Regions from separate parts of the Homo sapiens genome. Here region 1 is linked to region 2. Evidence: read pairs that join two places in POLR2A ChIA-PET (ENCODE). Cell type or tissue: CD4-positive, alpha-beta T cell. All regions are shown on one strand. Each heading gives the region's core, and the rest is flanking DNA. Links, peaks and the distances in the headings are about the cores only. Region 1 overlaps TCF7 (transcription factor 7). Region 2 has its middle 50 kb from the start of VDAC1.

Region 1 (14,881 bases), core at 5,158-10,157, 94 kb before region 2:
TGCACTCCAGTCTAGGCAATAGAGCGAGACCTTGTCTCAAAAACAAACCAGAAGTATCCTTAGCAGTATTATGACAAACAAATCTTCACTGAAGGTCCAGGATTACTGCCATATGCCATGTTTAACTTGTAAAGGAAGTATCACCTTCTAAGAAACTGGAGCTTGTTATTACCACTTGATCTGTATAATACTCAGCAGTAGTTAGAATTATATGAGTAAATAACGTCACTATCCGTATTTAAAGGATAATGAGATCTTTCAGAAAGATTGGATGGACAGACAATATAGTAGTAATTTAAATTTTTGTTTCCTGACTTTCTGTAGTCCCTAAACAAACAACAAAAAATCCTAGTAATCTTAAACTTTTACATTAATAGAGATCCAAGAGAAAATAAGCCATTTTTCACCATTGTGGACCCAAATAAATCATAGACATGGTATTAAGAAGCCCTTTTCAGTCTGGTTGCAGTATTATTTTCCTACCTTTCTTTTTCCTGTTCCCTGCTGTATGCCCACTATTCCTTTAATATATCTACTAGAACTTTTCTAGGCTTTCACCTGGAGTGAGTGGTCCTTTCTCATTATCACAGTAGCCAAACCTCAGTCTTCAAAACTCCACTCATTTCTGGCTACTCTCTTACTTCCCAACTATTCTTCTAAACTAATATTGTGGCATTAAGTCATACCTTGAGGCTGGAGTTTTAGTGTCTTCATGGCCTTGGGCAAGTTGGAAATAGGTACTACGGTTTTATAGATCTAGTGCAGTCTGCTTTATATTAGTTCCAGAACTTCATTGGAAGTCACTTGACAGCAGGATTTAACTTGTATTTAGCAGCACTACTCCATGAATTTCAGTATAAGTAACAGAAGTGAAAAGTCCTTGTGAAATGCAGGTACAGGGCATAATGAAAACAAGAAGAGTAGTTTTAATGCATGAGAGGGGAGAGCTTGATAATAGCTGATAATAGCCTTGGTTTGGAGAGTGGTTACTGATGAATTATGAAGACTTTCTCTAATTACTGTTATAGTAGTAAAGGAAAGAAAACCCTTGTTGATAAAGTAAACTTAGGGATTAATTAGGAAATGCCTTTTATTTCACCAGGAAAGAGAATGAGAGGAAGAAGGTATTTGGCAGATTTGGGTGATTGAAGGATGTTTGTCGGTTTCCTCTGTAAACAACATGCTGCTTTCTGCAGTGTGCTGCTTTTAATGATGAAGTCCTTTCAAGGACTCCATGGCAGTCCTTTGGCTTCTCACCTTTTCATTGATTATGTCACTTGTGATCTAAAAGTAAACCAAAACCTTCCTGAATGTTAGCTTATTATTTTCTCCTTAACATTGTCATAGGCTAAAGATGTGCCCCCTCAAATTCTAATAATTTTTTTTTTTTTTTTTTTTTTTTTGAGACAGAGTCTCACTCTGTCGCCCAGACTGGAATGCAGTGGTGCGATCTCAGCTCACTGCAACCTCCGCCTCCTGGGTTCAAGTGATTCTCCTGCCTCAGCCTCCCGAGTAGCTGGGATTACAGGCACATGCCACCATGCCTGGCTAATTTTTTTGTGTTTTTATTAGAGATGGAGTTTTACCATATTGGCCAGGCTGGTCTTGAACTCCTGACCTTGTGATCCGCCCGCCTTAGCCTCCGAAAGTGCTGAGGTTACACGTGTGACCCACCGCACACGGCCCTAATAATTCTTAAGTTGTAGAAGCAAGTTACTCTTTTGAAGTGCCATGTGTTAGCTTGCCTTAATCTATTCTTGGTATACAAAATAGATACTGCTTTACAGTTCTTATATTTTCTCAGAGATTCACAAAATCATCCTGTAGCTCCCTGTGTGGGATTATAGCTGTGACTTTTTACTCTACAACTGTCAGAATACACCAGCTCCTGGAATTAAGCAAGAACTATATTGTGACTTGGTTGGACAGGTAACTGCAGCCTTGTAACATGACATCATAGTAATGCTGAGCTTATCTTAAAACTAGCTGGGGAGGGAGGATAGTAACAGTGAGTCACTGTGGGCATCTCACTTAGGGCAGGCAGATATTCCAAATCACATTGATTTTTCAGTTTACGTAAAAATTGACCAATCCTATGGGCTGTGTTCTGATCCCAACATAAATTTTGTTTAAGTTAATTTGCCTAGGCTCTCAATAAGGCAGTTTGGGAATATAAGGTGATTTTCCACCAGAAAAGAGAAAATTGAGAGAGCAGCAGACCTCTTGCTCTCAGCACCCTTTACAAGCTTAACTTTTGCTTGCCACCATTAGCTTTTGAAGATTTTTTTTAACTGCTCCTTGCAGAGCAGGACTACCCCATAGGCAGTGTGCCCAGAGTAGCCCGAAGAGCTTTTTGATTCTTCTTTTAAGAGACAAGGTCTCACCTCTGCCCCCCAGGCTGGAGTGCAGTGATGTGATCACAGCTCATTGCAGCCTCGAACTCTTGGGCTCCAACAGTCCTCCTGCCTCAGCCTCCTGAATAGCTAGGACTACATGTGTGTGCTACCATGCCTTGCTAGTTTTTGTTTTTTTAAATTGATTTTTATAGAGATGAGGTCTCCTCATGTTGCCCAGGCTGTTTTCGAATTCCTGGGCTCAAGATCCTCCTGCCTCAACCTCCCAAAGTGCTGGTATTACAGATGTGAGCCACAGCACCCACCAATTTTTCCTTTTCTAAAGCTCAGTGTACATTCTGGTAGGAAGGAATCAACCAAGTAAATGTTCTCCCTACAAAGTTGTTTGAGGATTTGAAAAGTTAATCTTCAATTATCTGGATTTGAAACCAGTCTATAACTTTTTAAGCTAGGAAGAAGTCAAGAATAAGAAGATTGCAAGCAAAGGGAAAGCTTACAAAATGGCTGAATCCTTAAAGTGTAGCTCCTGGCTTCTCCTTGGTAGGAAGCATTAGACATGGTTTCCCTCTAGGGAGCTGGGAGCTTTTGGTGTAGTTCAGGAGAGAAGGCATAAATACTGCTGGGAGGGAGTGGATAACTCTAATAAAAATGTTCCTGGGCTGGGCACGGTGGCTCACGCCTGTAATCCCAACATTTTCAGAGGCTGAGGTGTGCAGATCACGAGGTCAAGAGATCGAGACCATCCTGGCCAACATGGTGAAACCTCATCTCTACTAAAAATACAAAAATTAGCTGGGCGTGGTGGCACATGCCTGTAGTCCCAGCAACTCGGGAGGCTGAGGCAGGAGAACCGCTTGAACCCGGGAGGCGGAAGTTGCAGTGAGCCGACATCACGCCACTGACTGCAGTCCAGCCTGGCGACAGAGCGAGACTCCGTTTCAAAAAAAAAAAGTTTCTGGACAGAACAGATTAATGAGCCAATGGGGGGCTACAGAGCTGAAAGGTGCTACGAAAGGTTTTGTAAAGTGAAACTAATTTGGTTTCAAGAATCAAGTTGGATTTGTTTGGGGGTGGACAGATGCCAAAGTGAGGAAAAAGCAGTGCACAGTCAGGAACTAACAGCAGAAGGTTGGGTGTTGGTACATTTCCCTGAGAATATAGACTAAAGAGAAATTAGGGCAGGATTAGTCACAGTACTTTGCTGACACTCAGTAGTATTTTATCAGCATTTATTCATCAGACCCACATTAGGCAGGGCAATTTTTGAGTGAGCTAAATTCTAATTTTTTTAATTTTAATTTTTATTTATTTATTTTTTGGCTGTTCAACTAAACCAGTCTTTTGAATGTTGGGGGTTTTACAGTTAGAGTCCTGATGACTTTTTCTTGTTTACTGTTGTTAAAAATCACTACCTCCAGTGGTCACAGAGAATGAGTAAGAGAACTGGCTGTGCATATCAAGATGAAGTATGGTGTAAGAAATATTTCAGAGCATGTCCTTTGGCCCAAGATTGAGCCATTTGGACACCTAAGCAGGATTGGCTGAATGTTATCCTTTCTGCTGAGGCATCAGTGGAGATGATCATTAGTGGTGGCCGAAAAGTGTTGTCGAAGGTGCTCTTGCTTGACACACTTCCAATGCGGGACATAGTTTGAGTGATAGATGGCTAATTCATTGATAATGTACTTGTTGCCTTGCAGTCTTGTGTACTGCTGGCTACCTCTGGTCTGTGTGCCAGTATTGAGCAGCATTCTATGGGAGGAATGTAGTTGCTCATAACAGTGTCTGCTTCCACATCTGTAGTTCTTGCGACCTTCTGATATCTGTCAACTTTAAATTTTCTGGAAGTATTTAAGTATATTCAGACCTTCTGATATCTCTTAACTTCAAATTTTCAACCTGCTATATAGCAGCCTCTTATTGCACACTGAGGATCAGCTTATTTCCTTAAAGTGCTCTCACTTTGAATACCTCCCACCTATCTGGTGAAAATTCTTATTTGTCCTTTCTTTCCTGAATGTACCATTTCACAACCTCTAACTGCCTTCTTCAGTTGCTTTGCAGATTTTTCTGTTCCAGGAAGCTTACGGAAAGGGGTGGGAAAATAGAGAAGCTGTACTCTATCCTCAAGTACTCAAGCAGGGTTTCCAGAGTGGCTTTGTAAAAATTTTTATTTATTTATTTATTTATTTTTGGTGAGTGGAACCTGGCTTTTCCTCTTCCCTCCCCAAGCCCCACCCCGCTTCCTGACATTGCACATGCCTGAAAGAACTAGGCTTCAGATAAAAGAATGAGAACACTTGAATGAAAAAGGAAGACTTGGTCCAGAGCCCCTGGTGAATATGAAAGAAGTATTGGCCTGGACTATCTCCCGCATAATTCACAGCTGCTATCTTGTCTTCAGAAGTGAAACATCCCTTACCAATAGTGACCTAACTTGTGAGGACTGCTTGTGATAGTATAGTTCCCACCCCCAGGACATAAGTTTTCCCTTTCCAGTTAACATGCCTAATCCCATGCTATCTTTAAGAGCTTGAAAATCCTTCCTGACCTGAGCTAGGCTTTTATTCTAAGGGACTGTGTATGTGAACATCCCCACCATCTATGTTTCCTGTTTTCAAACTCGGTGCCGTTTTGAGTATTTTCAGATGCTCACTGCCAGTAATGGTTTGTTAGTAGCTCCAAACTATTAGAGAAGAGCTCAGGAGTCAGAATTTGAAAGATGCCCATAGGGTGATTTGAGATTTGGAACAAGGTTATCACAATAAGTTGGGATTGGGGGAGTTGACACAACCAGGGTCTGCTTGGGTGGGCAGCTGTTTCAGAAACCCTTGGTGAACTCTTAAAGCCCTGAAGAGCTTAAAAAATGCTCTGAAGAGATCTGAGAGTCGCAGTTAAGGACTCTCAAAGAACCTCAAAGAAAAGCCAACTTAGCCTTTTTATACAATTAACTAGATTTGGGTCTTAAATTCTACTTTGACATATAGGCCTAAGAGGTAGTTTAACATGGCCTTGTTACCCTTACCCCTTCTGTTCTGTGCTGTTTTCTGAGAAACGGATGCAGGAACTGATTCCCTTTCTTCCTCTCTGGAACAGGATATAAAGAACCCTTCCGCTTCCCTTTACTTGTGGCCTTCCTGGCCAGGCTTATGTATACTGAACAAAGCTAGGGTGCAGTGCTTCTGAGCTAGCTGTTAGGGGTCCACAGCCAGAAGGAATGGGAGACCACAGGAGCCATTCAAAAGATAATTACATGTCAGAAGAGAGTCCATCCATGGGGTTCTGTTAAAGTAGACACCTTCACGTTGGGAGACATAGGCTTTGTCTGCTTGCTGGGCTGAACCCTCACCATATCCACAGAGAACAAAATGGGGAGCAGCTGTACCAGGGGAGGGATGAACGTCTTTCACCCAAGTTGCCAGTCTGCTAGTTGTCTGGAAATGTTCAAGGGAGGCTAAGGTATCTTGTCTTATGATGTCTCAGGAAACAGGGTTGGTTCTCAGCTGGCAGTGAAGGGGGACTGGTGTGGTATTAGCAGTTGAACTTGAGGTTGCAATCTCAAGTCACCCTCTGGCCTCGCAGGAATGCACCAGGGTGATTTGGGAGGATCTGAGTTTCCTTTATGAAGTCAGATTAAAAAAAAAAAAAGCTGATCTGATTTAAACAGAGTTGCCAAAGACTTCCCCGCCAATACACAAAGACTGCATTGTTCAGGTACCCTGTGTACTCTAAGTGAGACACCAAATCAGATGCAGCAACCTGGTCTTGCATAAGCCCTGGTTAGAATGTAGGTTTTTTAAACAACTAGGCCAGTAGCCAGAACAGAATTCTTTAAAATGGGACAGATGTCCAGAGAATGGCTAGTGTCCTCTAGCACTCTCTCAGAAGCAAAAGCAAGTCTGGGGTTACAACTTCCAGTGGCCTACTTTAAATAGACGCTGTTCTGGAAAATGACTTTATACTTTAAACACAAAATCCAAAAAATAGAACTCAGTGGAGTGACAATGACAATGCATGATGGTGGCCCAGTGGCTGTCCCATGTGAAATACTTCTTGCCTGACATGTATCATCTACTTGTTGACTGACCTATTGAGGTGCCTTCATGACACCTTTTACATTCATGATAGGTCTCAGGAAGACAGCAGTGTACTTGGTGGAAACTCATGTAAAAAGTGGGTTGTAGGGAGCTAAACAGTGAGTACACATGGTATATGGATACGGAATGGAATAATAGACATTGGAGACTTCAAAAGGTGGGAGATGAAAGGGGGATGAGGTATGAAATCCTACCTGTTGAGTACAATGTACACTACTTACGTGCACAGTACACTGTTTGGGTGAGAGGCACACTAAAAGCCCGGACCTCACCGCTACCCAGTATGTTCATGTAACACAGCTGCACTTGTACCCCCTAAATGTATACAAATAATCTAAAAATAGCCCGGACCTCACCGCTACACAATATATTCATGTAACACAGCTGCATTTGTACCCCCTAAATGTATACAAATAATCTAAAAATAAAGTGGATATGGTGGCTGTCGTGTCCACCAACAGCGTATGTAACTTTTTAAAAAGTGGGTAATAGATTTATCAAACTTGAAGGCTTGTGTGAAAATATGAAAAATACTTTGCGTCTTAACAGATGCAGTCTTTGGGTGCAGCGCACCAGCACGGCACATGTATACATATGTAACTAACCTGCGCATTGTGCACATGTACCCTAAAACGTAAAGTATAATAATAATAATTAAAAAAAAAGATGCAGTCTTTGGGAGGAAGGGGTGCTATTAAAAAATCCTCCTTTAGGATTTTGTGGTGCTAATAGGTTATAAAAGACTCGTTTGCTCTTGTTTTCCTTGAAATAGGATATGCACTTGTGGAATGTTTTCTTTTCTCTCTGCCCTCAGAGGAAAATGGAGCCTAGTGGTCATGTGTACCTATTTCAGGTTGAATTGTCTTGTCAGCCTTTATGGACGGCAGTTGGCAACTCATTTATTCTTATATGAGCACTGGGGAGCAGGCTGGCCTGCATCATTGTGGGGTTAAGAGCAAAGCTTGGAATGGGAGTATAGGCATAGCTCTCAGGTGAGGCAGGCAGGGCCCACACCCCTTTAGGGGAGATGACAAGTGTAATCCCTGGTTTCTACAGGCTGGAGGTTTGGGAACATATGTACCATAGGAAACAAACTCCAAGTTTCCTGACTGTGGAGAAGGAAAGGAAAGAATATCATGCTCTGTTACTGAAACAGCTTATTCCTCAGGGTCAGGCTTTGAAAAACAAACCCAGTAAAAAGTATCTTTATTCTCATGTTTAAAAGTTTTTCTATGATGATGCATTAACAATACAAAAATATTTTGAACACTACAATAATCTTTTTCTCAAGACTTCTTGCAGTGTTACACTAGAATATGTGATCTTTGGATTCTGAGAAACCAGTGGCTAAAGTAGGAACTAAAGGCTTTTTTTGAGGGGTGTGTGAATACATGGACAGCCCTTTTTTTTTTTTTTTTTTTTTTTTGAGATGCAGTCTCCCTGTTACCCAGACTGGAGTGCAATAGCGCCATCTCGGCTCACTGGAACCTCCGCCTCCCGGGTTCAAGTGATTCTTCCGCCTCAGCCTCCCGAGTAGCTGGGATTACATGCGCGCACCACCACGTCCGGCTAATTTTTGTATTTTTAGTAGATACAGGGTTTCACCATGTTGGCCAGGCTGGTCTCAAACTACTGACGTCAGGTGATCCACCTGCCTCGGCCTGCCAAAGTGCTGGGATTACAGGCGTGAGCCACCGCGCCTGGCCCGGCAGCCCTTTTTCTTTGGATTTAGGCAAAAAACAAAAATTAAATTAAAGACTTGTTTTTCAAGGCTGAGGGTTGAAGCTTGGCTCAAAAATGGGTTAACGTAGGCTATGGTGAAAACCTGTTGTCCACTACTGGAGGTTTTCTGGGCTCCTTGATCTAGTTGTAATGGTCCTCTGTCCCGCAGCCCCATGGGGAAACTGGAGCCGGCCAGGCGGACTGAATGCTGAAAGACAGGCTCTGGCTGTCATGAGGTTTTGGGTTTGCCCTCTCAAGCTGCCCAGGAGCTGGCTGGACTGCCATAGATGAACTGGAAATGGAATTGTGAAAAAGGCTCTGTGAATGGGGAGGGGTGCACACTGGATTTGGGCCATGACTTCTTTGAACTGTTGACTGCAGCTGCTAGTGACAAGCCTGGGGCCAGAGCTTCTTAGGCTGGTGGGTTTCTCAGGGAACACTTCCAAATAATTTGAACTAGAGCTAGATACACCCTCCCCTCCCCAATTTGCCTGATAAGGTAGTGTCAGATTATTTCTGTTGCTTAGGTTGATAGGCCTAAACTTAACCTATTCCATTCCCCTTCCTGCTTCTTGCAAGCTCCTGAGATCATAGTAAGGGGCTTCCTCTGGTCCAACTTATGAGTAGCAGCTGGTTTTGTTTTTGTTTTTATAAACAGAGCTTCTCCATTTCCTTAGAAGAGCTGTCATCTTGAGCTTTGTGCTTGTGACCATGCTCACATGTTGTTTGACAAACCAGCTCATTCTTGGTCCATGAAGTGTCTGAATGGGGAGGGTGTGGCAGTGGGGGATGGGGGAGATGGGTAGAGAAGGTAGCTAGGCTCAGTTCAGCCCATCTCTGACCTATAGCAGAAAAGCTAGGGAGGCAGAGGCTTCTGGCTGGCAAGACAGATGGTACAAAGAATAGATGCAGGCAGCCATAGGTACAAGGGATTCCCTTAATTAGATGACACATCAAGACAGATCTGATTCCCACCACTTGGAGCAGTTTGAATCGATGACCCCAGGTTCAGGCAGAAGTCCTGCAGCCTCTGAAATCTTCAGGGTCTGGACCCTGAGATGACGTTAACAGGACCCCTGGCCAGTTTCCATGAGATCTGGGTCTCTGTCACTTTCAGGGGGTAGGCTCCTGGAGGCGGCCAGGTGTCCTGTGCCTGCTAGGCCACCTGTCTCTGAGATTCCTGTTGCTGTACCTGTGTGCTCTGCAGGGTGCTGCGGGGGGCCTGTGGGGGCCCTGGGGTTGGGAGGCTGAGAGCAGTGGAGAGACCTGGGGATGTAGGTGCCGGCTCCGCAGGGCTAGTAAGCAGTTCTGTGGGGAAGCGGGGCAGCAGATGGTATGAGGGTGAGTCCTGGGGAGCTGGGGACCCGGGGCAGCCTAGAGCACTGTCATCGGAAGGAACGGGGCTGGGGCAGCGGCCTTCTCCGGGTAAGTACCGAATGCATTTCTTTTTCCTCCTAGGAATAGTGAAGAGAGTTATCTGTAAACAGAGGGTGAATTCATAGTCATACACCACAACCAAAAAATGCTGCCTTTGCACAGGCCTGGCTGATTCCTTGTCCTCTCTTCCTGGGACTTGGGTGGTAAGTCAGTGTCCTCAGACTGCCATTCTGCTTGGTCTGGCCCAGACCTAGGACAGGTGCAGTTCCCAGAACAGCCACAAGGTGGCAAAGGGGCCTTTTGTCACTAGGCCTATGGGCTGTCATCTGTCTTCCAAGGGAGTCATCTCTCCTGTCTTCCAAGGGAGTCATCTCCCAGTCCCGGCCTTTGAGCTTCTCCAGATGTGTTTGTGGGACTCACATCTGCACCAAGGCAAGGGGCCGCAATGCCTATGGCTTCCTTGCCCAGCCATCCCAGTCCTCAAGCTGGGCTAGAGGAAGAAGACATGGACAGTGACTCTTGTCCATTACCATCCTTGAGTTCTCTGGGCCAGTTTGTCTCTGATGGAATGAATGGAATAGAACTTCCCCTGAAGACAGGGTTGTTTCCCACCGTGCATATGTATGTGGATACACAGACACACCCCAAACTCCTCCTTGCCCTTGGACAGGGAGTGTGGTGGGTACACTGAGAGGCTGGACAAGTGTTCCTTAGAGCCAGTGGCCTTACTGCCTGGAGTACCCTCTATCTTAGCCCTGCCAGGCCTGGCCTGAAACTGACTGAGGAAACTTTAACCACTTGTTGGGTAAACCTTGTCACACCCACAAGTATTTCTCTGTTGTATGGTGAAACACATGAGCCCTTTCCCTCAGACAGCCCAGGGTACCCCCTGGGTCCTCTCCCCCAGCCTCTCCAGCCCTTTGGTATCAGTAGGTACAAGATAGCAAGTCATAAGGCTACCTGGCAACCAGATGGTTCTGTGTTGTTGTCACCTTGCTTTTTCAGATTAAGGGCTCAGGATGGTACAGGCAGGGATCCCATCTTGAAGAGGAAGTGAGGGAGCCCATGGGCCATAATGACTTTGAGGCCTGGTAGAATGGGCTCCAGGCCCCCTTAGTGGTGGCTGAGCTGTCTGTTTGCTGAGGACCTGCTAGGCCCACTGGCATCAGAGCTGCCTTCTTGAGTCTGTCCTTCCTTTCTGGAACATTCTGTGTCTTTCTCTCCAATCCTCCTGCACTTAGACCCAAGTGGTCTTCTCCACGCGCTGTGTTCAGTATTTACTACTATTCTCAGGAGGCCTGGGCTCCCAATCTGCTGAGTATGCTAGTGGGCTGAGGGGCCAAAGGAGTGGGCTGCAGGCCCAGTGGAACATGTGCAGAGTCAGGGAAGCAGCTTAAAGCAAAGGGAGAACGATGGTGGGGACAAACCCACCTGCACGGACCACACCAATCCGTCTGCTGGTTGAGGCCAAAGCGAGCACGGCATTTCTTAGGCGAGCCAGGGTCTGCTCACAGCCATGCCAGAGGGGTAGAGCAGGGCAGAGGGCGAGCAGGCAGCGGGGCAGAGCAGGGCCCAGAAAGAAGAGGTAACATCAGTGTTAGCCAGTTATAGACACCCTACAGCCCCCATAGGCAGAGTGGGCCTCTCCATGGCACAGCCAGCCCCAGTGGGAGCCCAAGAGCCCAGAGCCAAGATATCAGGAAAGGTGGGCACCCAGGTACGCAGTAGAGGCAGTGGGAAGAATGGGAGGGAGGGAGTCCTGTCAATCTGGCTCATCTCTGTGGCTTGTGGGGCCCTTGCAGCATGGAGGCTGCAGAGGGGCCCAAGGAAGACCATGGAGATCCAGCCTTTTATGCCCTAGGGCCACCCACCTCCTCCCCAACTCCCTACCCATTTTATCCAGTTTTTCTTCATTCTTGACCTACATTCCTTCAAGGGATAAGGCTGAAGGCTATACCTTATGCTGTTCTACACACTTGCAGATGGAAGGAAGGGCCTATTCTTTGCCTTGGAAAAAGGGCTAGGAACTCTGCCCTGCTCTGTCCCAGTCCTAGCCTCCAGCTTCCCTGTGTGGGGACAGCACGGCTGAGGTGGTCAGGGATGTGGAGTCTCAGTTACCAGAGAGGCAGGAATTCACCCTTAGGAAGGAGGCCTGCAGCAGGGTGTGGGCTTCTCTACATAGAGCACTTTGCACTGCCATGAAAAATGTTGAAGTGGGGGTGATAAATTGCCAGGCTCCAGCCAGTAGGCTGTGTGTCTACTGGGCCTAGTCATGGGGCCTAGCTCAGCCTCTCCCAGTCTCAGCAGAACTAGCCAGGACATTGTTTGGGCTAAGCATCAAACCATACAGTCAGTTCTTTGCTGGTTTCTCTGGTGAGTGGAGCTAGCAAAGGTAGTGGGTGCAAGGCAGAGGAACGCACCATCTACTCCAATTCTACCCAGCAGAAGCCAGTTCTGCTGGGTTTCCCTGGGACTTAGTATAATATAGCTGTTTCTTGCATGGGAATTTGACTTGTGAGATGCAGGCCTTGTTTTCATAGGCCCCAGGCCCTGAAGGCTCCTAGCTGGGTACCGCGTTCCTCCCTTTGGGTCAGAGGAGGGCTGCTCTTGAAATGGGGACATGGAGAGGAGCCTCCACTGCTGCTGAGAGAAGGTCTCACCTGTGGTGGATTCTTGGTGCTTTTCCCTCGACCGCCTCTTCTTCTTCCCCTGCAGGGAACAAAAGGAGGGATGCTCAGATCTGGGAGGCAGACATTGGGATACCCACAGCCTGCTGCCTAGCTTGGGTAACCCTGGGATTCTGGGCGTACAGGCCCCTCCTACCTTGGGGTGCTGGTGTTTCTTGATTGCTGGTCTTGCTAGGCTGCTATGGAGTGCATTTAGAAGCTCTTCCCTCACCCCAATCTGGTCTCCAGTTTGAATGGAAGGAGGTGACTTCCAGACCCCTTTCTCCCCTTCTGCCCATGTGGCCCAATCAAATGTTGGGTAACAGCTCATGTGTGAGCATATTCTGGAGTGGAGAATAGGATGTGGGCTTGTCCTCTTCTGAGGCAGCCATGGGAGGCCTTGGACCCTCCGTGCCCTTCCTCATCGGTGCCTTCAGGACAGTAGTTCTGCGTTCCTTACTGAGATTGTGGCCTGGGGCATGGTATCTCAAAGGGTCCCCTGCCCACCCCTGCTGTGTGTCACTAGGCACTCACGTAGTTGTCCCGCGCTGACCAGCCTGGGTATAGCTGCATGTGCAGCTGCCTCTCCTTGCGGGCCAGCTCATAGTACTTGGCCTGCTCTTCTCGCGACAGCGCGTGCCACTGCAACAGGGAAGAGGGGCAGGTGGGGTGCATCAGGGAGTCAGCAGGCTGCACCAGGCTGAAGATGGTCGGGGAGCATCCCTGCCAGCCCACCTGCCCATGGTCTCACCCTGCGGCCCAGGATCTGGTTGATGGCAGCGCTCTCCTTAAGTGTGCACTCTGCAATGACCTTGGCTCTCATCTCCTTCATGTACAGCATGAAGGCATTGAGGGGCTTCTTGATGGTTGGCTTCTTGGCCTCCTTCTCTGCCTTGGACTCTGCTTGTGTCTTCCTGAGGGGCACAAATCCAGATTGTTCAGGAGCCCCCCGAGTGCCCACCTAATTGCAGCCTCCTCCTCTAGCGTGGGCCTAGAGTGTGCCTAAGTGTATGATACCAGAGTTTTCTAAGTGGAATCTTTCCTAGCTGCCCCCAAATGGGTGAGCAGACAGCTAAGTAACTGTTCCTTATAGGAACACTACAGACAAGTGGGAAAAGCATGTGTTAAGGACTTCTGAGCCCCTCCTCTGTTGGCTCAGAAAAATCCTTGTTCCCCATCCCACCCACCCCCTCCTACTTCTGAGGATCAAAAACATAGCCAGAGGCACGAAACAGCTTAGGCAGGGACCTCGTGGCAGTCCTCAGGCCTGGTGGGGAGGCATGTGTATCCTGACTGACACACCCCCTGCCATCATTGTCTTTTCACTCACAGGTTGCGGTCGAAGGGCTGCAGCTCCTGCTTCCCTGAGGGGGGCACAATGGCCGGGTGGGGGATGGCTGCTGGGTGACCAGGTACACCAGAACCTAGCATCAAGGATGGGTGGGTGAACCTGGAGGCAGGAAGAAAGTTAACACTGAGCCAAGAATTATGGGCCAGACCTTTGGACACACACAGAGGCCCCTGCATAATACATAACTTGAGGACACAGGTGAACAGATAGATACTCTATCCTACTGGCCTAGACATAAGTACACAGAGATAAATACAAATACCTGCTCCCAGCACACTACACAGACACACTGCAAAAATCTACATAGATTGCCATTCAGATGGTTACTACATAGGTCCCAAGTAGCTTTTGAATCTGTCCCCTTCTCACGTCCTTCCCCTACCAACCCAGCCTCAGGAGCCTGTGGCTGCCCTGTGAGGCCTCATCCCTCTCCTGCTTGACCCTTCCAGGCCTCTCTCCACACAATAGCCAGAGTAACCATTAGAGACACCTGAATGTTCCTGGCCTGCTTCGGCTGAAATTCCCCCAGCGTCCAAAGAATAGAACCCAGGCTGCTCCCAAGGGCCTGCACAGCCCTGCATGAGCATCCTGCTGCTGTTGCTAGCCCCTTCTCTTCTCCTCTGCTTCCTGTCCCTCTCCGTTCCCCGGCAGCCCCAGTTATGGCTGTTCCCTTGTTTTCTTCTCGCAAAAGATCTATTACTCTTTCCGCGAAGCTCTCCCTGACCCATCAGGCCTGGTGAGGTCTCCTTGGGGCTTCCCCATCACTCAGCTGGCCCATTAAGCTGCCGGTGCCATGTCTACACTTGCTATACTGGGCTGTGAGCTCCAGTGGGCAGCAAATGTCTGTGGAATCCCCTGCCATTGCATATTTGCACTGAGTCTGTCACTGAAGGAGTGACCTAAGTGAAGGGATCCATGTACACACACCTCCCACTTCACTTTCTTGCTATTCTGTGGAGACCATTCTGCCCCTTACTGCTTGCACAGGTATTATCCCTGAGCCAGCAGCCCCTAAGGGTCAGAGGTTGGGGACTTAGGTAAAAGGTGCTGTCTCAGCTTGGGCAAAGCTCAGGGGATGCCCAGGAGAGTCCTTCTAAGTAGGGATGAAGAACAGAGGTGAGTGCACACACATCTGCACACGGGCTGAGCCACATATGCCTGTACTGTCCTGGCCTCTGTGGTGCTCTGCTGCACGGTGTGGCCCAGGCTGAGGCCTCTTGGCACTTGCACTAGCTTCATTCTCAGGCACAGGACAGCAGGGGGCTGCAAAATGACAGACGGACAGATGGACAAACGACTAACACAGGGCAAGCA
Region 2 (14,881 bases), core at 6,268-11,267:
TCTTGTTTGGTCAAGGGCAATATGAGAATATTATAGGCAATCTCATTTGTGAAGAGAAAGGCAAACTTCCTAAATGTATTAGCAAACTGTATATAGATACACACACCAGGGATACAAGGACAGTTTAAAATTAGAAAACCTAAAGTAATTTGCCAAATTAATGAAGTAAAGAAGAACAATCATATAATCATCTCAACAGATGCAAGTAGAAAAAGCATTTGATAAAAATTCCGTATCACTCCTTGTAAAAACTCTTGACCAGCCAGGCAAAGTGGCTCAAGCCTGTAATCCCAGCACTTTGGGAGGCTGAGGCAGGTGGATCACAAGGTCAGGAGATCAAGACCATCCTAGCCAACATAGTGAAACCCCATCTCTACTAAAAATACCAAAATTAGCCGGGCATGGTGGTGGGCTGCTGTAGTCCCAGCTACTCAGGAGGCTGAGGCAGGAGAATCGCTTGAACCCAGGAACCTGGGAGGCAGAGGCTGCAGTGAGCCAAGATCATACCACTGCACTCCAGCCTGGACGACAGAGCAAGACTCTGTCTCAAAAAAAACAAAACCAAAAAAACCCAAAAAACAATTCTTGACCAATCCAGAATTGAAGGGAACTTCCCAAACCTGAGAAAGGGTATCTACTAAATACCTACAGCAAACAATATCCTTGATGGCAAAATATTTTAAGCATTTCCGTTAAAATCTGACATGAGGAAAATCTACCTGCTACCACTGATACCACTCAACATTGTGCTAGATGTTTTAGCTAGCATAGTAAGATGAGAAAAAGAAATTCAAAGAATAAAAATTACAATGGAAGAAAAAATTGCAACTTTATGTGTAAGAAGACATGATTGTCTTCATAAAAAATTCAGGGGCTGTGTGCAGTGGCTCTCGCTTATAATCCCAGCATTCTTGGGGGCTGAGGCAGGAGGATCCCTTGAGTCCAGGAGTTCAAGACCAGCCTGTGCAACATAGGGAGACCCCATCTCTACAAAAAAATTTTAAAATTAGCTGGGTATGGTGGTGTGTGCCTGTAGTCCCAGCTACTTGGGAGGTGGTGGTGAGAGGATTGCTTGAGTCTGGGAAGTTGAGGCAGCAGTGAACTGTGATCTTACCATTGCATTCCAGCCTGGGCAACAGAGTGAGACCTATTCCAAACAACAATAACAACAAATTCAGGGACTTTACAAGTGAGCTGTTTGAACTAAGAACAGTTTAGTTAGGTGGCTGGATATAAAGTCAGTATACAAATGTGAAATAAAAATATTTAACAATTATATCCAGGAGGGAAGATGAGGAACAGGAAGAACAGGATGGAGGATGGGGCTTTAGCCATAGGTATAGTTTGCTTCTTTAAAAAGAAAAAAAAAAAAAAAAAGGAGGCTAGATGTGGTGGCTCATGTCTGTAATCCCAGCACTTTGGGAGGCCGAGGTGGGCAGATCACTTGAGGTCAGGAGTTCGAGACCAATATGGTGAAACCCTGTCTCTACTAAAAATACAAAAAATGAGTCAGGTGTGGTGGTGTGTGCCTGCAATCCCAGCTACTCGGGAAGCTGAGGTGGGAGAATTGCTGGAACCTGGCTGGAGGTTGCAGTGAGCTGATCGCACCATTGCACTCCAGCCTGGGTGACAGGGTGAGACCCTGTCTCAAAAAAAAAAAAAAAGAAGAAGAAGAGGAGGAGATCTGCAACAAATAAAGCACAAGTATGTCTACTATATCGTTTTCATTTGTTGAATGTTTCCATGTAATATACATAATACATATAGAATGATATGTGCAACATATATATGATTTATAGGTATAATTTCAAAATAAGCCTCATGACCCTTACAACTAACTTAAAAACTAGAATTTTACCAAGACCATTTTACTATTGTATCCTCCTTCCCCATCCTTTGTCTTCCAGCCTACAAGCAAGCTCTATTCTGAATGTTGCAGTTATAAATTCTTTGATATTTTAAAATAGGGTTTGAGCTATCATATTATTTTCTGTACTTTTCAATGTGTTTGAAATGCTTCCAAATTTTAAAAAAGGCAAAATATGTCTATTCACAAGTGTATCATATATCTCTAATAAGAAACACGATTATTGGAAAAGAAATGTTTGGAAATGACTAGGAAGCTTTTTGGTTTCCTAATGTGTACTGACCTTACTATTCATTCATTCATATTTCCTGAGCACCTTCCTGGTGCCAGGCACTGTGCCAGGTGCTGGGGATGCAGACACCTGCATTGGACGGGTGGTCGATCCCTGGCTGGGATGAGGTGCGTGCAGCGCATCAACGTGGTAGCTGGAGCACAGTTGCACTCAGTGGTGACCAGTATTATTATTATTAGTTCCTAAGAAATGGCACAAAGTTTCCAGCTGCTGAAATCAGGATCAGTTTCTGACTCTTGGCTTTACTGTGCCCAACATGTGCTCATTAGAGTCTGTATCTGGCTTGTTCCATGTACTTGATGAGGCCAGCATCACTAGCAGGGGCCCTGGGGTGTGGGAGAGGATCTCTGTGGAACAGCCCTGGAGGGCGTGCAGGGTGCAGAAGGCCTGTGGATTTTAGAGATGCTCAGAGTCCTGGGGGTGGGTGTGATTGCTCCTGAAGGAGACACACAGTCTCCCTGGGCCTCTGCCCAAGCCTGGCTTTGGCTCTCATTCCTTGCTGTTTGTGCCTCTCTGCGTCACCTTCAGCCACACAATCAAACATGTATAACAAAGAAACCCAAACAAGACATCAAATTTGGGTAGCATTTAAGTTTGCTGTTGCTGAGAATCAGTTCTTGAACTGAAAGGAATTTTGTTGGGGGCAGGATTGAGGTGGGGGGTATAGGGTGTGGTTGGCTTCATTATACTAGCACAAAATAATGACCCAGTTCTCTTGAAAATTCTGGAAACCCTGTTGTCATGGACAAGGATGCCCAAATGGCTCGGGGGTGTGCTGATGCTCAGAGGCCTGTGGGGTCAGCTCCTGTTTGGTAGGAGCTCATGAAACAGCGCGACGGGCTTCTAGCTTCCTGGCCCTATGAACAAGGCTGCTCCAGGCCCTCCCTGGGTGTGGGGATGTCTTAGAGGGCAGAGGACCACTTCCCTGGGGCCACTGCCTACAGCACGTGGGAGGCTCTCCCATAGTTTCACTTGAAAGATGCAGAATGAAAGTGTGCTAGGCTCTGATGCCAGCCGCTTCCTCTTGGTCTAGAGCCAAGGAAGCCCTGGGTCAGAGCATGTCCAAGCCTCTCTCCTGGGATCACATCACTGAAACTGTACCTTGGCTCTGTGTCCTGGGAGCCTGGGAGCCTCACGTTGGCTGGTGGGGAGGGAAGCTGTAAGAGTGCCCAGTCTGCTGCTCCTGTCTGGGCCTTTCTTTCCTTACAGCCCTCAGCCTGGAGCTCTGGAGCTCCTTGCCAGCGTTGCCACCCCATAGGCTGGCAAAGCCTGCTAGGACAGAAGGCCTGTAATTTGTGACTCATGGCCTGTTGCCGACCATGGGTTGGCAAGCCACAATCTAGGCAGTGCTGAATCACTCTGGCTTGCCTGTTCTGCTGGCATGCAGGGTGCATAGCCTCTGCATTGGCACGCGGGCATGAGGAGGCGGTTATTGTAAAGCCCACCCTTGATGGCTGGGTGGAGTTGGGCTCAGCTCCTGGGGAGAGGGCAAGGTGGGGCCAGGGACTGTCTGCTGGGGCTGCAGTTCCCTGCAGAGAGGCTTGTGGAGAGGCCTTGGAGTGCCGGTCACGTTGCTGTGTCAGGTTCAGACACCCTCTGCCTCAGGAAGGCCCTGCTTGCTCAGGTCCCCTCAGTCCCTGGGAATGATAGGCTCCATCTTTGCTCTGTTCCCTATCTGGCCCTGATTAGAATGCAGTTTGCATGATCAAGGCTGGTGCAATGCATGGTCTGCCTAAGGTCTCTCAGGTGGCCTTAAGAGTCAGAGTCCTTGGGCCGGGTGCGGTGGCTCACGTCTGTAATCCCAGCACTTTGGGAGGCCAAGGCAGGTGGATCATGAGGTCAGGAGATTGAGACCGTCCTGGTTAACACGGTGAAACCCCTTCTCTACTAAAAATACAAAAAAAATTAGCCGGGTGTGGTGGCGGGTGCCTGTAGTCCCAGCTACTTGGGAGGCTGAGGCAGAAGAATGGCGTGAACTCAGGAGGCGGAGCTTCCAGTGAGCCGAGATTGCACCACTTCACTCCAGCCTGGGCGACAGAGTGAGACTCCGTCTCAAAAAAAAAACAAAAAACAAAAGTCAGAGTCCCTGGCTGGCCAGGGACAGCCCGGCTGCTGACCTGGGTCCGCTGGCCACTCACTCAGCCTTTTTATCATCATCAGCTTACAAAACAAGGACAGAAGTCAAAATAGTGAGAAGCAACTGGGCGTGGTGGCTCACACTTGTAATCTCAACACTTTGGGTGGCTGAAGCAGGCAGATTATTTAAGGTCTGGACCAGCCTGGTCAACATGGTGAAGCCCCATCTCTACTAAAAATACAAAAATTAGCTGGGCATGTGGCGGGTGCCTGTAATTCCAGCTACTTGGGAGGCTGAGGTGGGAGGATTGCTTGAGCCCAGGAGGTGGAGATTGCATTGAGCCAAGATCATGCCACTGCACTCCAGCCTGGGTGACAGAGCAAGAACTTGGTCTAAAACAAAACAAAACAAAACAAAAAACAGTGAGAAGTACCTTTTATTTTTGTCTGCCCATCAGACTGGCAAAAAATTTAAAGGACTAAAAATATCCAGTGTTGAAGCGAATGTAGGGAAATGGGTACTGCAATGTGGCAGGGGCAAGGGGGTCAAGACTGTTCTGAAGGGCCATTTGGCAGTACCTGTTAAAATTCAAAAGACACATATCCTTTTTTTTTTTTTTCAGATGGAGTTTCGCTCTTGTTTCCCAGGCTGGAGTGCAATAGTGCAATCTCTGCTCACTGTAACCTCCGCCTCCCAGGTTCAAGCAATTGTTGTGCCTCAGCCTCCCAAGTAGCTGAGATTACAGGCATGAGCCACCACACTTGGCTTATATAGATATAGATATAGATATAGATATAGATATAGATATAGATATAAATTTTTTTTTTTTGAGACGGAGCCTCACTCTGTCGCCCAGGCTGGAGTGCAGTGGTGTGATCTTGGCTCACTGCAACCTCCGCCTCCCAGGTTCTAGCAATTCTCCGGGCTCAGCCTCCCAAGTAGCTGAGATTAGAGGCGTGTGCCACCACAGCCAGCTAATTTTTGTATTTTTAGTAGAGATGGGGTTTCACCATATTGGCCAGGCTGGTCTCCAACTCCTGACCTCAAGTGGTATGCCCATCTTGGCCTCTCAGAGTGCTGGGATTACAGGCATGAGCCACCGTGCCCAGCCTTCACTTGGCTAATTTTATATTTTTAGTAGAGACAGGGTTTTACCATGTTGGTCAGGCTGGTCTCGAACTCCTGATGTCAGGTGATCCACCTGCGTCGGCCTCCTAAAGTGCTGGAATTATAGGTGTGAGCCACTGTGCCCAGCCAAAAGACACATATACTTTAGACTCAGCAGTAAACTTCTGAGAACACTTCATATAGAAAATCTTGGGCCGGGCGTGGTGGCTCACGCCTGTAATCCCAGAACTTTGGGAGGCTGGTGGAGAGGGGGGAGCGGATCACCTGAGTTCAGGAGTTCGAGACCAGCCTCAACATGGAGAAACCCATCTCTACTAAAAATACAAAATTAGCCGGGCGTGGTGGTGCATGCCTGTAATCTCAGCTACTCGGGAGGCTAAGGCAGGAGAATTGCTTGAACCTGGGAGGCGGAGGTTGCGGTGAGCCAAGATCGTGCCATTGCACTCCAGCCTGGGCAAAAAGAGCGAAACTCCGTCTCAAAAAAGAAAAAGAAAAACTTACACAATAATACAAAAACATTTTGCAATCCCAAGAATAACACAAAACACAAAAAGTTATGTTCAAGAATGTTCACTGGGGCTGGTGCAGTGGCTCATGCCTGTAATCCCAGCACTTCGGGAGGCCGAGGCTAGAGGATCACTTGAGCCCAGGAGGTGAAGGCTGCAGTGAGCCATGATCGCACCACTGTACTCCAACCTGGGCAACAGAGATAAACCCTGTCTCAAAAAAAAAAAAAAAAAAAAAAATTCAGTGCAGCTTTGTTGGCAATTGTAAAAAAGTAAAAAAGGCAACAGCCTTAATGTTCATCAATACAGTGATGTACACACTAGGCTACACATAGCTGCACATCTTTATGTACTGATTTATGCAAAAATCATATCTTGTAAGGTAAAAATAAATCACAGACCCCTAGATCTTTTTTTTTTTTTTTTTTTTTTTGAGACGGAGTTTCACTGTTGTCGCCTAGGCTGGAGTGCAATGGTGCTATATCGGCTCACTGCAACCTCTGCCTCCCCGGTTCAAGCAATTCACCTGCCTCAGCCTCCCGAGTAGCTGGGATTACAGGTGCATGCCACCACGTCCAGCTACTTTTTGTATCTTTTTAGTAGAGATGGGGTTTCACCATATTGGCCAGGCTGGTCTCAAACTCTTGACCTCAGGTGATTCACCTGCCTCAGCCTCCCAAAGTGCTGGGATTACAGGCGTGAGCCACCGCGCCTGGCCAATCTCTGGATTTAATATGATCTATTTAGGTAAGCAAGTTCTCTCTGTGTGTGAATGCATGTGTGCTTGCACGCCCATAGGAAAGGTCTGGAAGGATGTTAATGGTGCTTGTCTCTGGAAGGGGCTGATAACAATTGAGATAATGGGAGACTTTCACTTTTTAATCTATATAGTTTACAGGCATGTATTTACTTTTAAAGAAAAAAAGACAATTAAAAACAAAATAAGCAGCCGGGCGCGGTGGCTCACGCCTGTAATCCCAGCACTTTGGGAAGCCATGGCGGGCGGATCACCTGAGGTCAGGAGATCAAGACCACGGTGAAACCCTGTCTCTACTAAAAAAAAAAAAAAAAAAAAAAAAAAAAAAACATTAGCGGGGCGTGGTGGCGGGCGCCTATGGTCCCAGCTACTTGGGAGACTGAGGCAGGAGAATGACAAGAACCCGGGTGGCGGAGCTTGCAGTGAGCCGAGATCGCGCCACTGCACTCCAGCCTGGGTGACAGAGCGAGACTCCATCTCAAAACAAACAAACAAACAAACAAACAAAATAAGCACTTGTCCTCACATGTCACGAGGACCAGAATGCATGTACATGTATTTGTGCACGCCTGAGACACGGGGAAATCTCCTCCAAGGCTGAAAACTCTTCCCATGCCCCCCTTCCTCAGATCAAATCACCCCATAGCCACCACAGCGGGGTCCAACTGCCATTCCTAAGAAACAGACATCCCATATCCACCCTACACCCCACCCCTGTGGCTTCCTGGGGGCCACCTGCCCCATCTCCCAGAGCTGCCAGCCTGTCTCCTTTGTGGCTGCTTCCCACTCTGTCTATCCAGCATCCCCACCCCATGCAGCTGAGCTGTGGGCACCACCAGGGCAGCCATCCTGCCTTCTTTGCTTTCCGTTTATGTGCACAGAGAGGGGACTCAATCAATGTCTGGTGATCGACATATGACTGAACAATAAAGGAACGACCAGAGTTACACTGGGTGGGGACGGACCTCTGAGGTCACCTAGCCCACTTGCCTACCTGATGCCCAAATGCCCTCTGCTCGCCACCTCTAGCAATGGGGCAGTAACCACATTCCCAGGCAGCTCAGTCGCCGCTTCCTGTGGTAAGTGGTTCGTCAGGTTAATCAGGAGGAGGGCCAGTAACTGAGGCACTTCCCAGTTTGGCTGAAAGACTGTGGTCCAGTTGGGCGAGGTGGCTCACACCTGTAATCTCAGCACATTGGGAGGCCAAGGTGGGCGGATCACCTGAGGTCAGGAGTTCAAGACCAGCTTGGCCAACATGGTGAAATCCTGTCTGTACAAAAATACAAAAAAATTAGCTAGGCATGACGATGGGCGCCTGTAATTACAGCTACTCCGGAGGCTGAGGGGGAGAATTGCTTGAACCTGGGAGGCAGAGGTTGCAGTGACATAAGATGGCACCACTGCACTCCAGCCTGGGCAACAGAGCGAGACTCCATCAAAAGAAAAAAAAAAAAAAAAAGGAAGGAAGGAAGAAAGAAAGGAAAATAAAAGAGAAAAGAAAAGAAAGACAGACTATGGTCAGTTCTCAACAGGGAGAGTCTAGAAGCTTGCCAGGGTGAAATGAACTACCTCCATTTCTCCAGCCAGGAGAGCCCTGAGCCGCTGCACCTTGTTCCTGCCTGCTGGAGATTCATCCAGTTCCAGCAGGGCAGCCCCGCCCTAGCCACCATGCTGGCAGAGTAAATCAAGCATTAAAAACAAACTAATTAGTACTTCAGGGCAGTTTCATTCAAAAAATTACCACACTGAGAAGGTGTCTCATTTAGAACCGACTTAATTAAAAGACACCTTGTAAATTCCTGCAACAGATGAGGACAGTACTTTCCAGAAACGCCATAATTGAAATGTTTTACTGCTTATACCAAATGGTTATTAAATCCTTAATATCATAATTCCTTAAGAATGCCATTGTCAGTGACAAACAGCAGCTTGCACAACAAAGGAGCTGATTGTTCCCTCCTCTGGCCTGTAACCCACAGGAAGTCATAACGTAAGACTTCTCTGTTGCTGTACTTGGTTCTTTGCATTTTTAATGAGTAGGAGTAAATGCCAGCTCTGGGAGGAATCCACCATAAAGATAGAGAATGGAAAGAAGCCCTGTTTCTGACTTGTTGACTTGTGGTTTAGGGAAAAAGGCATCTTCCCTAGGTGAAGGCAGGCGCTGGTTGACTGCCGTATGGGTGGGCTGCCCTGACTGGGTAGCACAGAGATGCTAACTAAGTTGCCCAGCAAAGTGGAGGCTGGAGAGAAAGTCCCACCCATGCAATGTGGAATGGCCCGGAATGGGGCTGAGGGGGACAGGATGGGGTGTCCATAACCTGTTCTGTTTCCCCCCAGGCTTCCTCCCAGAGCAGCTGCCCTGGGGTGAGGTCCTCCGGGTCTGACTCCATGCAGGCTGCGCTCAGTGCTTCCTCCTGCAGGATCCTCCTTCCTGGCGCCTGCCCCTGGCACGGCTCACAGGAGCCCTAGACAATGATGGAGGGTTGGGCAATGGGTCCATTGACCCACAGCAAACTGACAAAATGCAGAGTATCCCCAGGCATGGTGGGTGCGGGTTGGAAGGGGGTTGTTTGTAGAATGGAGGGCTTTTCAGAAGGAACTGAAAGCCATCTTTTTGCTGACTTGCTGGGTGACCAGGCGAGTGGCATGGCCACTCCATGCTTCATTTTCCTCATTTAAAAAGAAAGTGGTGTTAGCAGGGCCTGGATTTGGAGTCAGTCTGATCTGAATTCAAACCCTGCTCAGTTATGCACTGTGGTATTTGGGGCTTCTGTTTCTTTTATTTCTTTCTTCTTTTTTTTTGAGACGGAGTTTCACTCTTGTTGCCCAGGCTGGAGTGCAATGGCGCTATCTCAGCTCACCGCAACCTCCACCTCCTGGGTTCAAGGGATTCTCCTGCCTCAGCCTCCCGGGTAGCTGGGATTACAGGCGTGCACCACCACGCCCAGCTGATTTTGTATTTTTAGTAGAGACAGGGTTTCACCATATTGGTCAGGCTGGTCTAGAACTCCTGACCTCAGGTGATGGCCCACCTCGGCCTCCCAAAGTGCTGGGATTACAGGCATGAGCCACCGCACCCGGCCAGGGCTTCTGCTTCTTAACTTTGCAAAGTTGGGGGAGCAACAGTAGCTCCCCACAGCATGGTGTCGGGGCTAAATGAGCATGTGTGTAGAGCACCTAGCACAGCGCCTGGCCCATGGCAGTGCTCAGGAAGTGGACTGAATAGGGGAGGGAGAAGCATCTTTCCTTTTAACCTTCTAGGTTCTCAGCAGGGACCCATAACAAAAGACAGCTTAACAAGAGAAAAGCATGCAAACTTATTTAATATAAGTTTTGGTTGAGCACGGTGACTCATGCCTGTGATCCCAGCACTTTGGGAGGATCACTTGAGCCCAGGAGTTCGAGACCAGCCTGGACAACATGGAGAGACCTTTGCCTCTACAAAAAAATACAAAAATTAGCCAGGCGTGGTAGCATGGGAGGATTGCTTGAACCTGCAAGGTCGAGGCTGCAGTGAGCCAAGATCAAGCTACTGCATTCCAGCCTGGGTGACAGAGTGAGACCTTGTCTCAAAAAAAAAAGTTTTACATAACACAAGAGGCTTCATAGAGAAATGAAGACCTGAAGACAGTTAAACCTGCGTTTTGTACCAGGTTTAATGAAGAGTGGAGAGTTGTGGGAAAAGGTGACAGGACAAAAGAGAATGAGGTCAATCAGAGTAGCAAACTGGGCAAAACCAGGAAAGCTTGACCCTTCAGATTTCTCTTTGTCTTCAGAGGTAAGAAGATGCATCTTCCTTTCCCGCTGGTGGAGGGAGGGCGCCTTTCAAATGAGGGGTTATGACCTGCTTCAGGGGAAGGTCAGAGAGTCCTTCTTGCTTGTACCCGCTGTTGCTCAGATTCCTTCAGCTTAAAATATTCGGCCTTATGCAGTGGCTCACCCCTGTAATCCCAGCACTTTGGGAGGCTGAGGTGGGCGGATCACCTGAGCTCAGGAGTTCAAGACCAGCCTGGCCAACATGGTGAAACCCCGTCTCTACAAAGATACAAAAATTAGCTGGGCATGATGACAGGTGCCTGTAATCCCAGATACTCGGGAGGCTGAGGTGGGAGAATCACTTGAACCTGGGAGGTGGAGGTTGCAGTGAGCCGAGATCGTGCTATTGCACTCCAGCTGAAGCAACAGAGCAAGACTCCATCTCAAAAAAACAAAAAAACAAAAACAAAAACAAAGCCAAAAAAAAAAAAAACAAACTGCCCAGGCACTAGGGGTAGTGTGTCCTTAACCCTGTTGATTGGTATTGATGATTAACATCATTTAATATCTGTAAGAAGAGAGATATGGAACAGATGGTGTCACATCCAGGTATTGAGCAAGGGGACTGGCTGACTCACTCAACAAGGTTCTCACAAATGATCAAGCTCACAGAAGGGCACTGCCTGAAAGGAAAAGGCAGTGGAAGAAGCTCTGGCCCCAAACCAAAATGCAAGTGACTCTGTAGCAGTCTTTTGTTTGAAGAACGTTGGTTAGTCTGGTTGCCCTAACCTGCAGAAGCATCCCAAGGCGCCTTCTTCACTGTAGCCCAGGCCTAGCCCACTGTGGGTGCTGCCAGAGCTGCTGTGGACTCTGAGAGCGGGCTCAGCATCAGAGCTGGGTTGGGACCATTGCAATCTGGAGGGCTGTGGGAGAGTTGGAGTTAGGGCCTGGCCCCCCTGGCTCCTGGGCAGTGCTCCTTCTCCATCTCACTGTCTGTACAGTCCAGACAGCTGTTGGCCCACAGGGTGCCTTCAAGGAAACTGGAAGAAGGTGCTCTGTCCTCCTCTAGCTGGAGGGCATGGGGTGGATTTCAGCCTCACTGGTTCCCCGGGCCAGGTGCCCTTGTGCAGGGCACAACACATACAACTGTATAAGGCCTAATACACTGCCAACTCTCCCCTCAGCCAGGAGTTCACACATGCCCTCAAGAACCGCCAGAGGCCTCTTCACTTGCAAGGCCCTTCCTTATCCCCAGAAACTCCTGATGGCTTTTTTGCTGGGAAGGGGTGGATTGTTTTTATCCACCTGAGCCCCTGCTTCCATCCCCACCTTGACTCTGCCACCACACTCGCCCAAAGCCAACTCAGCAAACACAGATATGCCCAGTGACACCCTCATCTCCAATTTGACATGTTTTTAATATTCCACTTTGAGAATTTTTGCATCCTTTGAGTTTTTCAAGAAGTTTCTTAGGCTAATTCCCATTAGGAGAATTCTGCCTTAACTTCAAGTCAACCAGTACATTGTGGAAGCTTCTAAGAAGAAGTGGAAGACTTTGAGAGAAAGTCATTAATGTGGAGAAGAACGGGCAATCATTCCCCTGTAATTTAGGAAGACATCGGCCTCCCTATTTCACACTCAGTATTTTGCATTCTCTTTCATCTCTCCCCCTGCCCAGAGGAAACAGTTGCTGGGGGGGCTTGGAAGTGTAAATGGGGCTTCTCTTCAGTGCATCCCCCAAAGGGTGTGCTGAAGAACTAACGCATTGAATAATTTAAAAGCAAACTGTACAACCACTAGAAAATAGAATTATTAACTTCTGTAGAAGGGTAAAGTACTTCAAATCAGGAAACAGTGAATAATATTGAACAAGAGAAGGTGGCACATTTATTTATTTATTTATTTATTTTCTTTTAGACGGAGTCTTGCTCTTTTGCCAGGCTAGAGTGCAATGGCGTGATCTCGGCTCACTGCAACCTCCACCTCCCAGGTTCAAGCAATTCTCCTGCCTCAGCCTCCCGAGTTGCTGGGACTACAGGCGCCTACCATCACGCCTGGCTAATTTTTGTATTTTTAGTAGAAACGGAGTTTCACCATGTTGGCCAGGATGGTCTCAATCACTTGACCTCATGATCCGCCGTCCTCAGCCTCCCAAAGTGCTGGGGTTACAGGCGTGAGCCACCGCGCCTGGGCGGTGGTGGATTTAGTACATCTAAATTTCCATATGTAAAAGCTAAACTAAACAAAGTTGAGTGGAAAAACACACCTCAAAAGCTTTAGGCCAGGAACAGGGTGGCTCACACCTGTAATCCCAGCACCGTGGGAGGCCAAGTGGGGCCAATCACTTGAAGTCAGGAGTTTGAGACAAGCCTGGCCAACATGGCTAAACCCCCATCTCTACTAAAAATACAAAAATTATCCAGATGTGGTGGTGGGCGCCTGTATTCCCAGCTACTTGGGAGGCTGAGACAGGAGAATTGCGTGAACCTGAGAGATGGAGGTTGCAGTGAGCTGAGATCACACTACGCTCCCTCCTGGGCAACAGAGTGAGACTCTGTATTAAAAAACAAAACAAACAAAAAAATAAACTTTAGAAATGTTTGTACCAATTGAACTAGTAATTCACTTTCTGGGGAATTTTTGCTAATGAGTAACCCTTAAATATGGAGTTGGGTTATGCATCAAGTTGTTTATTGCAGAATTATTTATGGCAATAAAAAATAAAACCAGAAAGTAATCTAAATTTGCAGTGATTGAGGAATAGCAAGGGGTGGGCATGGTGGCTCACACCTGTCATTCCAGCACTTTAGGAAGCGGAGGTAGGACGATTGCTTGAGGCCAGGAGTTGGAGACCATCCTGGGCAACATAGACAGACCTTATCTCTATTTATTTAAATAAGTTAAAAATTAAATTAAAGGATAGTATGAAATCATTTTAAATGCTGTTTCTGAAAATATTCACAGGGAGTCAGTGATACATACTATTAGGAAAACAGTCTTGACATCAGCTAGACCTGGGTTAGAAACCCAGTGCTACCCATGTGCTTTGGGACTTAATCTCTCTCTAAGCCTAAGTTTACACATCTGTAAAATGAGGATAACAGTAGTGGCTACCTCATAGGATTACTGCATCATGTGAGATAATGCATATAAACTACTTAGCACAGAGTAAGCCCTGTCACATATCATGATTATTATTACTTTTGTGTAACATAGAAACATTATCCATGTTGGTTCATTCATTCATTCACTCAGCAAATATTTACTGAGGTACCATTTGTGCCAAGTACTGCTCTACATACTGGAGCTGCAGTAGTAAATAAATTAATGCCAAATGAAAACACAGAAGGTATGCATGCAGTGTGAGCACAGATATGTTTAAAAAAAAAATGCCCGGCGGGGGATAAGGACTAGAGGAAAGATGTCCAGCGGGGGATAAGAGCTAGGAGGACATAGATCAAGATACTATATGATCTGGATTGTCTTTGAATAATGAGGGCATTGGGTGGTGTTTCATTATGGCCCAGTTTTCTTTAATAAGTATTTCTCTTATGAGTAGTAATGAAGTTTCTATACATTTAAAAAGTCAGGCCAAGCACGGTGGCTCATGCTTGTAATCCCAGCACTTTGGGAGGCTGAGGCGGGTGGATTACTTGAGCCCAGGAGTAGGAGTTCGAGACCAGCCTGGGCAACATGGCGAAACCCTATCTCTACTAAAAATACAAAAGTTAGCCAGGCGTGCTAATGCACACCTGTAGTCCCAGGTACTCGGGAGGCTGAGGCAGGAGAATCACTTGAAACTGGGAGGCAGAGGCTGCAGTGAGCCAAGATTGCACCACTGCCCTCCAGCCTGGGCGACAGAGCGAGACTGTCTCAAAAGAGAGAAAAAAAAAAGGCCTGGTGCGGTGGCTCATGCCTGTAATCCCAGCACTTTGGGAGGCCGAGGCAGGCAGATCACGAGGTCAGGAGATCAAGACCATCCTGGCTAACAGGGTGAAACCCCGTCTCTACTAAAAAATAGAAAAAGTTAGCAGGGCATGGTGGTGGGCACCTGTAGTCCCAGCTACTTGGGAGGCTGAGGCAGGAGAATGGTGTGAACCCGGGAGGCGGAGCTTGCAGAACTAGCTTTTTTCTTTTTTTTTCCCAGACAAGGTTCACTCTGTTGCCCAGGCTGGAGTGTAGTGGTGCAGAACCCGGGAGGCGGAGCTTGTCAAAAAAAAAAAAAAGAGAAAAATGATGGCGCTTGTTGACTAGCCTCTTATGATGCAATGTCATGCCGTCATGTTCATGTGGATGTCGTGAAAAGCAGGGCACTGTGGTGAACTGTGCCTCTGGGACCTGCCCCGCGACATCCCCTTCACTGTGCCAGCCTCACTTGCCCTGTGGTGACAGCACTGGGCCATGTGCAGATTTGTTTTGCCCATCTCTACATTGCACAAACAGGTACACTGAATCAAAAAGGAAAACAGAAAAAACAGAACAAGAAACACCCCAATGG

Evidence for each region. Peaks named below come from ENCODE experiments on the same cell type or tissue, not always from the same donor. Only the 100,000 strongest peaks of a DNase experiment are listed, where the experiment ranks them.
Region 1: POLR2A ChIA-PET joins it to region 2 with 17 read pairs; 17 of 35 experiments call an interaction of 5 or more read pairs at or near these places.

Annotation. Positions count from the first base shown.
Region 1 is chr5:134,140,970-134,155,850 of GRCh38, reverse strand. TCF7 (transcription factor 7) reads right to left here. Exons shown (of 10, transcript NM_003202.5): 6 at 13,547-13,666; 7 at 12,968-13,130; 8 at 12,751-12,858; 9 at 12,211-12,259; 10 at 7,641-9,627. The coding sequence ends at 9,548. SKP1 (S-phase kinase associated protein 1) reads left to right here. Exons shown (of 6, transcript NM_170679.3): 6 at 1-6,916. Among named protein-coding and RNA genes, the nearest start is that of SKP1, 29 kb to the left of the region's middle. RefSeq lists enhancers at 9,876-9,925, 10,036-10,115. In CD4-positive, alpha-beta T cell, for the core only: CTCF peaks have their summits at 6,962, 7,227 and 9,824 (motif pointing right); DNase peaks (open chromatin) are centred at 7,380, 9,040 and 9,830; H3K27ac peaks cover 1,244 bases.
Region 2 is chr5:134,047,664-134,062,544 of GRCh38, reverse strand. It overlaps a transcript of VDAC1 not described here. Among named protein-coding and RNA genes, the nearest start is that of VDAC1, 50 kb to the right of the region's middle. RefSeq lists enhancers at 2,869-3,465, 3,466-4,064, 10,156-10,731, 12,458-13,033, 14,438-14,881. In CD4-positive, alpha-beta T cell, for the core only: no CTCF peak of the experiment used is centred there; a DNase peak (open chromatin) is centred at 8,594; H3K27ac peaks cover 803 bases.